2 separate regions of the Homo sapiens genome follow, and region 1 is linked to region 2. The links are chromatin contacts, found by Hi-C or POLR2A ChIA-PET in ENCODE. All regions are on one chromosome and are shown on one strand. Each heading gives the region's core, a stretch centred on a gene start or an enhancer-like site at or near the end of the contact. The rest is flanking DNA. Distances are from core to core; before and after follow the strand shown. Region 1 holds the start of MYEOV (myeloma overexpressed). Region 2 holds the start of PPP6R3 (protein phosphatase 6 regulatory subunit 3).

Region 1 (4,304 bases), core at 1-2,500, 830 kb before region 2:
AGACCTATCGGGAGAGCTGGGGTGTATGTGACGCAGATTCTGAGGGCCATGAGCCGAGGGAAGGAGCCAGACGCTGTCCTAAGTGCCAGGGGAAGTTGTTAGAGGTGTTAAGCGTGGCATGACGTGGCTGGATTTAGGGTCTGAGATGAACTTTCCTGCTCCTGAATGGACTCTGAGGAGAAGGAAGATACTACCATCCGTAATCCACCCCGGGAAGGCACTGACCTCCTTGACCATGGGGAGGATGAGAGGCCGCCGCTCTGTGCCTGGGTCCCCATGGCCTCTAGGGTCCCTTCACGTTTTCACCTCATGATCCTGGAAGCTGGGACCTGCCCAAATCCACCGGGTGGCCCCAGCCTCCCCATCTCTGGGGCAGGGGGTGGGCAGCCTTCTCCTCCTGGTTTATAGCCACAGATGACTCCAGGCACAGTGGTCCTCAACCGCCTCTAGGGACCATGGGGACGGCTGCCCTCTGTGTGTGACGGTGGCTGGGCAGAAGCCAGCTGGGCTGTCGTGGGTAGGGCCTGGAGGCCTCTGGCTGTATGGTGGTCTAGCTTTGGCACCACCTTGGGGGGCTCCGGGTAGGAGGTGTCCACCAGAGGGGACCTGGGCAGCTCAGCAGAGGCTTGGTCACTCCCGAGCCGTCTGTGGGTCCCACTGGTCTGTACCCTCAACCCCACTGACCTGCACTGGTCATGCCCAGCTCTCACAGGATGATGGCCCCAGCCTTGTAATGAGTCACCTGCTGCCCTCCTGCCCCTCCAGCTGGTCCCCCACCCAGCAGCCACAGGGCTTTCCTTAAAACATAAGAAAGACCCTGCTTCTTACCTGCTCAGATCCCACCAAGAACCGGCCACCTCACTCCAGATAAACTCCAGACTCTTCACTGAGCCCAAAGGCAACGAGCAGAAGTGTCCAGAAATCACACAGAGCTCAGCAGGTGGTGAGGCACCTGGACCCGAGTCACCCAGCAGCTGAACAGGCCATCCCTGAGGCCATGCACGCCCCGGCCCTGCAGGTGTGACGGCCGAGGCTTCCACGACGGGGGGTGAGTGGGAGCTAATATGGCTGGTGAAAGCACTGGGTTCAGTGGGGATGGCATCTCCCGCCCTCTGTCCAAGGTGGGGAAAAAGTCAGCTTCAGGTGAGGGAGACCCTGGACGCCTGGCTTTGGGCTGATTCCCCACTCACTTGGCCTCTCCCAAGCATACTTTCCTGCTTTGTAGGGATGTGGGTTCGCGGGACAGTAACAGGAGAATCAAGGCAAGAACTCAGAGGGGGATAGCCAAGGTAGGCGGAGCTGCCTGGTGGGTGGGACTAACCCAGGTGGGTGGGGCTGCTTGTGAGTGGGGCTAGCCCAGGTGGGTGGGGCTGCCTGGTGGGCAGGGCTTTCTTCCCCGTCAACATTTCCCTCTCTCGGTTAAGGCCAGGGCAGAGCCCACACATGGGTGTGCCCAACCTTAAGGCCTGCCCTGGGTGAGTTAAGACTCCCCAGCTCACCTAGGTCCTACCTGAGGGGAACCTACACGGCCAACCTCCTCAAGGATCCTGAAGCCACCCAGAAGACAGTGGGGCTAGGGTGCCATTCATTCATTCATTTATTCATTCACCTATTCATTTATTTACTCGCTTCACCACCCTTTCCTGGGTAATATTAAGAATAACAGTGGGCCTAGGAATATAGAACATTCTTAGGGGTTTCTTGCAGGCCAGGCACCCTAAGAAAAAGTTATGTAACCCACGTGGCCTCGCTGTGAGGGGGACGACTGCTGTCCTCACTTAATAGATGAGGAGCTGAGCCATGGAGGCCTCACAGCTGGGCAGCTGGGGGTGGACCCCATAGACTGGAGGGGGATGGGCAGGGGCAAGGAGTTCTGCTGGCCCCAGGCCTCTTGTACACATCTTGGGAAGTACTAAAAATGAGTACTTGCTCAAGTCCCTCTCTTCATTGAGCACAGGGAGCTCTTGGCCCTTCCCTCCTCCTCCCTTTACCCTCACCGCCCAATTCCACACGGGTGTACTGAGCACTTGCTAAGGGCCAAGACCAGCACTAGGTGGAGCACACAGTAGGAACCCAAGGCAGCCCTCCCTGCCCAGCTCTCCAGGACACTGTCGTCAATGCCAGCGGGAAGCATAGAGAGGCCAGGGAAAGACGGGCAGTCAGGAGGAAGGAGCCAGCGGAGGGGAGAGAGGGCCGGCAGCTCAGTGCACCTGGACCGTGGTGGATGCTGGACTATGACCAGAGACAGGGCTGCAGCCCAGAGCTAGCCCCAGACCCACAGGGCCTCAGGGGGCTTCACAGGCTTTGTCAGGGGTTTGGACTTTCTCCCGAGGGCTGGGGACCCTGCAAGTTGCAGAAACTGGGCTATATTTGGCATTTTAGAAGCCTCCCCCAGCTGTAGTGGAGGGGAATTGGAGGGAGTGGGAGAGGAGGTTCCCATTCTCACTCAGGTGGGAGATGGTGGTGGGATGGAGGGTGACCCTGATTGATAGGACTCAGGGACAAATTAAAGGTGAGGGCCAGGGAGAGGGTTATCCAGACAGCTCCCAGGAAGATGGCAGTGGGATGGAGGGTGACCCTGATGGGACTCAGGGACAAATTAAAGGTGAGGGCCAGGGAGAGGGTTATCCAGACAGCTCCCAGGAAGATGGTGACACCAGTGAGGTGGGGAGATAGGATGGCATTTGGTTCCCACTGAGCTGGAGATGCCTGTACAAAGCTTCTAAGATACCCAAGGCAGAATCTGCAGCTCCTGCAAAGACAAGAGCTCTGCTCTGCCTCCAGGGAATCAGGGGAGGTCTCCCCAGTGCCCTACTGGGACCTCCAGAGACCCTATGCGAGCCTCCCCCAACCCAACCACCAGCCCATCAGCGCCACCTACCGGCTGCTCAGGGCAGGCACTCAGCAACTTGCTGAGGGCAGATCCTGATGTGTCCCCGTTTTACAGATGAGGAAACTGAGGCCAGGAGACAAGATGACGCCTGTTTGAGGTTACGTAGAGGTGGAGGTGGCATAAGACCTCAGTTCTTCCTGGCAGATCCTCTCCAAAGAGCCCCGTCTGAGAGCAGATGGAAGGAGGTGGTGTCAGGAGATACCTTATCTTACTTTTGTCTGCTGTCAGCATTCCAACAACCCTAGATTATTTTGGCACCCCGCAGTGTCACTCAGTCTCACCATAGCCTCACTCTAATTATCAAAGCTCATCTTTTGGGCTGATATCTGCTTCTGGGACTCCCAGTAGCCCACCTGGGTCCTGCTGGGGAGGACTGTAGAAATCTGACTGCCCCAGGTTGATTTTCTCCCTCTGTCTTCAACATTCAGATTGCCAGCCCACCTGTTAAATCATGATGAGTTGGTGATGGTGATGGTGATGGTGATGATAGTGATGATGGTGATAATGATGGCGTTGATGATGGTGATGATAATGGTGATGATGGTGGTGATGGTGATGGTGATGATGGTAAGGATGATAATGGTGATGATGATGGTGGTGATGATGGTGATGACGGTGATGGTGATGATGGTGGTGATAATGATGGTGATGACGGTGATGGTGATGAAAGTGGTGATGATGGTGGTGATGATGGTGAGGATGATAATGGTGATGATGGTGGTGGTGGTGATAGTGATGATGATGATGGTGAACATGGTGAGGATGATAATGGTGATGATGGTGGTGGTGATGATGGTGATGATGGTGGTTATGATGATGGTGATCATGATGGTGAAGATGATAATGATGATGATGGTGGTGGTAATGATGGTGATGATGGTGGTCTGATGATAATGTTGGTGATGATGGTGATGATGGTGGTGATGATGATGGTGATGGTGATGATGGTGGTGATAATGATGGTGATGGTGATGGTGATGATGGTGATGATGGTAATGATGATGATGGTGATGATGGTAATGGTGATGACGGTAATGATGATGATGCTGGTGATGATGATGATGATGGTGGTGATGATGATAATGGTGAGGATAACTTGTACTGAACATGCACCACATGTCAGTAGTTTTCCCACACTATTTCATTTAATCCTCATGACAACTTTATGGCTAGGACTACTGTTATCCCCATTTTACAGAGGAGGAAACTAAAGTGTACAGTGGCTCAGTCACATAGCAAGTTAGCAGTGGAACCTAGGGGCACCCAGGCAGTTGCACCAAGACCTGCTCCTAACATTACCCTATACTGCTTTTGGCTCAGCCTACAGAGCTGTCTTTGTGACCCCTTCTCTGACACTCCTCCTCTGAGCCAAAGGGCAGCTCCTCCCATCATCCATATCAGTCTGACTGCT
Region 2 (4,377 bases), core at 438-2,937:
CTGTATTTAACCATCTCTTTAAACATTATGAGGCGCTACTACTCATTAATTACTCCGGTAAATGTTCCTAATTTAAGGAATGGTCAAAAACCCTGTCCTGAAAAAATTAAAATAACTTATAGTTTTACTTTTTCAGCCCAACTGAGTCTTACACAGAGCTTTCTAAAGGCAGTCACCAAGAGTCGGGACTCAAATGCTCATCTGACTTCCCAATAGTACCTAAACATTTAAAAATCAAATTTAAATTAAACAATAATAGCCATTAACTAGCCTAACCACTAATCAGCCACTGAGGTGACTGTATGTGCCAGGCACAGCTCTAGCTGTTTTACATGTATTAGGGCAATTATCCTGACAAACTTATGGCTGGGACACTTATTATTATTCCCATACTACAGAGAAAAAAAAAGAGAAGCTGGGTAACTTGCCCAAGGTCACAGAGCTAAAAAGTGGTCACTGACTCCACTCCACAGTGAGGAAAACCCAACCACCACCATAACTGGGTCTCATACACTTGCTACTTGAGGCACAGTTCGGTGGTTGGAAACCTGGAGTCCCTGTCCCCCTTGAAGCCTATCTGCAACATGACCTTGAGGACAAAATCAAAGTAAACGTCCCACGAATAAAGGACACCACCCCGTCAACAAGTGCTGCGAGGATGAAAGGGAACGCCTGTCAAGCACCCCCTCCCATAAAAGCAAAACAGACCCAAAGCCCCACAGAGAAAACGTGAAGTACCAGGAAAATGACATTAAGTCACGCGGTTGAAACGTCAGGGCACGGAGGTACATCCAAAGACCCATCCCGTTCACCTATAATTAAAAAGTCTAAATTGTGATCACAGCCAGCAGGACCTCAACAGGAAACACCTCCAAGTAAACAGTGAATGGGCTTCTTTAAGAGGGAGGGACTTCAAGCCACAAGAAGGACCACCCACCCCCCCCACCCCCGGCTCAAATACACCAGGGAGGCATTCGAGACAGTTTACATACAAGCCACCTCACAGGAGTTAAAAAGCCACTGGGAAGGGTACTGGGAGCCTCGGAACTGGCTGGTGTGGATCCCGATGACTCTGCGGCGAATTAACAGAAACCCACAAAACTTGTTTCCCGAAGAGCAGAGTCCAACAATGGTCTTCGCGACTCTTGACGGCGAGTTGCTGCCTCAACTTGACGCGCTCCCCGAGGCCCCCGGGAGGCCCAGCGGGAGCGGAGACCGGGCGCGGGCCGGGCGGGGGGCGAGACTGCGGGCCGCGGCCGGCGGGCGGGAAGGCTGGAGCCAGAGCCGGGTCAGGGGCGCGCCTCGCCCGCCCGCCGCGCCAGGCCGCGAACGTCAACGAGGCACAAAGTCGCCGCCCCGACCGCGTCCCGCTCCCGGCGCCCGTCCTGGCGGGGCCCCCGGCTAACAGGAGCGGACGGGGAGCGGCCGGGAAGGACTCGGCGCCGCGCCTCCCGGGCCCGCGGAGCGACGAATTCCGGGGGGGGAGGGGAGAGGGGCCGGGACGTTCCCTCCCTGAGCCGCTGAGGCCAGGTGGAGGGGCCCCGCGCCTGCCCGCGCGCCTCGCACACCCCGCGCCGCGGCCTGCTCCGGCGCCTCCCCTACCCCCATTACCTGGAGGTGCCCACGACCCGCCGCTAGTTGCGCTCAGGCGGGAAACGCGCTCACCGACACCATCAGCGAAGCGCCCAAAATGGCGGACGTATCAAGCAGGCCTTGAGTTCCCCCCCGCCCGCCCTCTGGCCGCCTCTCAGCCAATCGCGGCCCTGCCCCCGCCCCCAGCTCCAGGCTCATTGGCCCCTCTCTCCCGCCCCCTACTACCTATTGGATCGCCTAGCGGCTCCTTTGACTACATTCCGATTGGCCCGCAAGCCTCGTCAGTCAAGCGCGAGGGGCGCATTCTTTTCCCATGGACTTGACGGATCCGGAACCTCTAGGACCCCGGAGCCTGAGAAACAAATCAGAAACGGGGAGAAACCTGGCTGGGACCCCCTACGCCGTAGCAACAGCAGGTCCTCCGCTTGACGGACGCTTCGGACCACCAATCCGAGTGGCCAATGCTTTTTAAAACTAAATTGAGCCAAGCCCATCATGGCCGTGGAGCCGGAGCCGTGAGGGATCCAATAGGGTGGCGAGCTGGCCGGGCGGGGCGGGGGCGGCGGGGGACACCGGTGGTGACGTGAGCCACAATATGCGCCGGCTGCAAAGGTTAGGCCGGGCTAGGGAATCAGCTTAAGTGGAGGAGCGTTCGTTTAGTATGTGAGAGGTAACGGGATCGATGCCTGCATTCTCCACAGGGGAATTTTTATCAGAATGATTTCCCATTGCGATCTCTTTACCTGAAAGAGGTGGCTGTCCTCGTAGCGGGGTCAAGGTGAGGGATCGCGGAATATCCCTACCTGTGACGCACCGCCAAGAGATAAGTGCCCTTGTCCTGGGAGAAGGACTTAGACGAGAACTTTTGGGGTTTGGTTTTGTTTGAGACGGAGTTTCCCTGTTGTCCCCCAGGCTGGAGTGCAGTGGTGCGACCTCAGCTCATTGCAACCTCCGCCTCCCAGGTTCAAGCAGTTCTGTCTCAGCCTCCCGTGTAGCTGGGATTACAAGTGCACGCCACCATGCCCGGCTAATTTTTGTATTTTTAGAAGAGACGGGTGTTTCACCATGTTGGCCAGGCTGGTCTCGAACTCCTGACCTCAGGTGATCCGCCCACCTCAGCCTCCCAAAGTGCAGGGGTTATAGGGGTGAGCCACCGCGCCTGGCCTGGGGTCTTTTTTGAGACAAGGTCTTGCTCTGTTGTCCAGGCTGGAGTGCAGTGGGGTGATCATGACTCACTGCAGCCTCCACCTCCTGGGCTCAAGCAGTCCCCCCACCTCAGCCTCCCGAGTAGCTGGGACCATAGGCACGCACCACTGGGCCCCGCTAATTTAATTTTTTTGTAGAGACAGGGTTTCCCTGTGCACACGAGCTTCTAAATGCTCCCCCGGGCTTCCCGTTCCCCGCCATATCTGTGCCTCCCAGGTAGGACCGAGGTCCCGGACATCAGGACCCCCGCCCCAAGAGCCAGCCCAGGACACCGAGACAGCCCACGGTTAGACCCCATGCTAATAACCTGCCTTATTCCAAAATGGATTTGAGGCGCCTCTCAGAGTCCCATGAAAATCCACAGGAGGTCACGGCGCGGTCACGCCTGTAATCCCAGCACTTTGGGAGGCGGAGGCGGGTGGATCACGAGGTCAGGAGATCGAGACCATCCTGGCTAACACGGTGAAACCCCGTCTCTACTAAAAATACAAAAAGAAAAAAAAAATAGCCGGGCGCAGTGGCGGGCGCCTGTAGTCCCAGCTACTCAGGAGGCTGAGGCAGGAGAATGGCGTGAACCCGGAAGGCGGAGCTTGCAGTGAGCCGAGATTGCACCACTGAACTCTAGACTCGACGACAGAGCGAAACTCTGTCTCAAAAAATAAATAAATAAATAAAAACAAAAAAGACTGGTCTCATAAGATTATGATATTGTAGTTGTACTGGACTTTTTTTTTTTTTTTTTTTGAGATGGAGTCTTGCTCTGTCGCCCAGGCTGGAGTACAATGGGGCGATCTCAGCTCACTGCAACCTCTGCCTCCTGGGTTCAAGCAATTCTCCCTGCCTCAGCCTCCCCAGTAGCTGTAATTACAGGTGCATGCCACCATGTCCCACTAATTTTTGTATTTTTAGTAGAGATGGGGGTTTCACCATGTTGACCAGGCTGGTCTTGAACTCCTGACCTCAGGTGATCCACCCACCTTAGCCTCCCAAAGTGCTGGGATTACAGGCGTAAGCCACCGCGCCCAGCTGTACTGGATCTTTTCTATGTTTAGATACACAAATATTTACCATTGTGTTACAGCTGCTTTCAGTATTCAGCACAGTAACATGCTGTATGGATGTGTAGTCTAGGAGCGATAGGCTATCCCATATAGCCCAGGTGTGTAGTAGGCTAGACCATCTGGGTTTGTGCTAAGTATACCTGTGATGTTTGCAAAGGACAAAATTGCCTAACGATGCATTTCTCAGAACACGTCTCTGTTGTTAACTGTACTAAGCCATTTTATATATGGGACTTGAGAATCCTTGGGGGTCCCAGAAGCAATCTCCCACGGATACAGAGGGACAACTGTATCTACCAGCCCGTGTACGCGCCACGAAAAGTACTGTGCTTCTGGGGAGGCTGCAGACAGGGCAGACCTTTCTCACATTGATCCTGCTACTCAGAGAGGCATGGAGGAACATAGTCAAGCCGGAAGCCAGCCTGGGAGGTGTGCTCTGTGTGGGGGTTAGGGAGGGGATTCACAGGCTGATCACCTGGGCAGGGCGGGAGCGGCCATGCCAGGGAAAGAGGCCGAG

Evidence for each region. Hi-C counts contacts between places; a loop is a spot of excess contacts on that map. ChIA-PET counts read pairs that join two places held with the same protein, here RNA polymerase II (POLR2A). Pooled maps may share reads with other maps.
Region 1: a loop to region 2 is called in a map with no recorded cell type, with 6 times the contacts of the local background. The contact joins the promoter of MYEOV here to the promoter of PPP6R3 in region 2. A Hi-C loop is called at or near these places in 4 of 37 single-sample maps with no recorded cell type and 5 of 50 pooled maps. POLR2A ChIA-PET finds 5 or more read pairs at or near these places in 1 of 52 experiments (activated CD4-positive, alpha-beta T cell).

Annotation. Positions count from the first base shown.
Region 1 is chr11:69,291,101-69,295,404 of GRCh38, reverse strand. It overlaps MYEOV (myeloma overexpressed), which reads right to left and starts at 1,250. Exons shown (of 3, transcript NM_001293291.2): 1 at 829-1,250; 2 at 1-172. The coding sequence starts at 50. RefSeq lists an enhancer at 2,128-2,679.
Region 2 is chr11:68,458,062-68,462,438 of GRCh38, reverse strand. PPP6R3 (protein phosphatase 6 regulatory subunit 3) reads right to left here and starts at 1,687. Exons shown (of 24, transcript NM_001164161.2): 1 at 1,612-1,687. RefSeq lists silencers at 1,227-1,336, 1,387-1,436, 1,447-1,816, 2,127-2,276 and an enhancer at 1,957-2,016.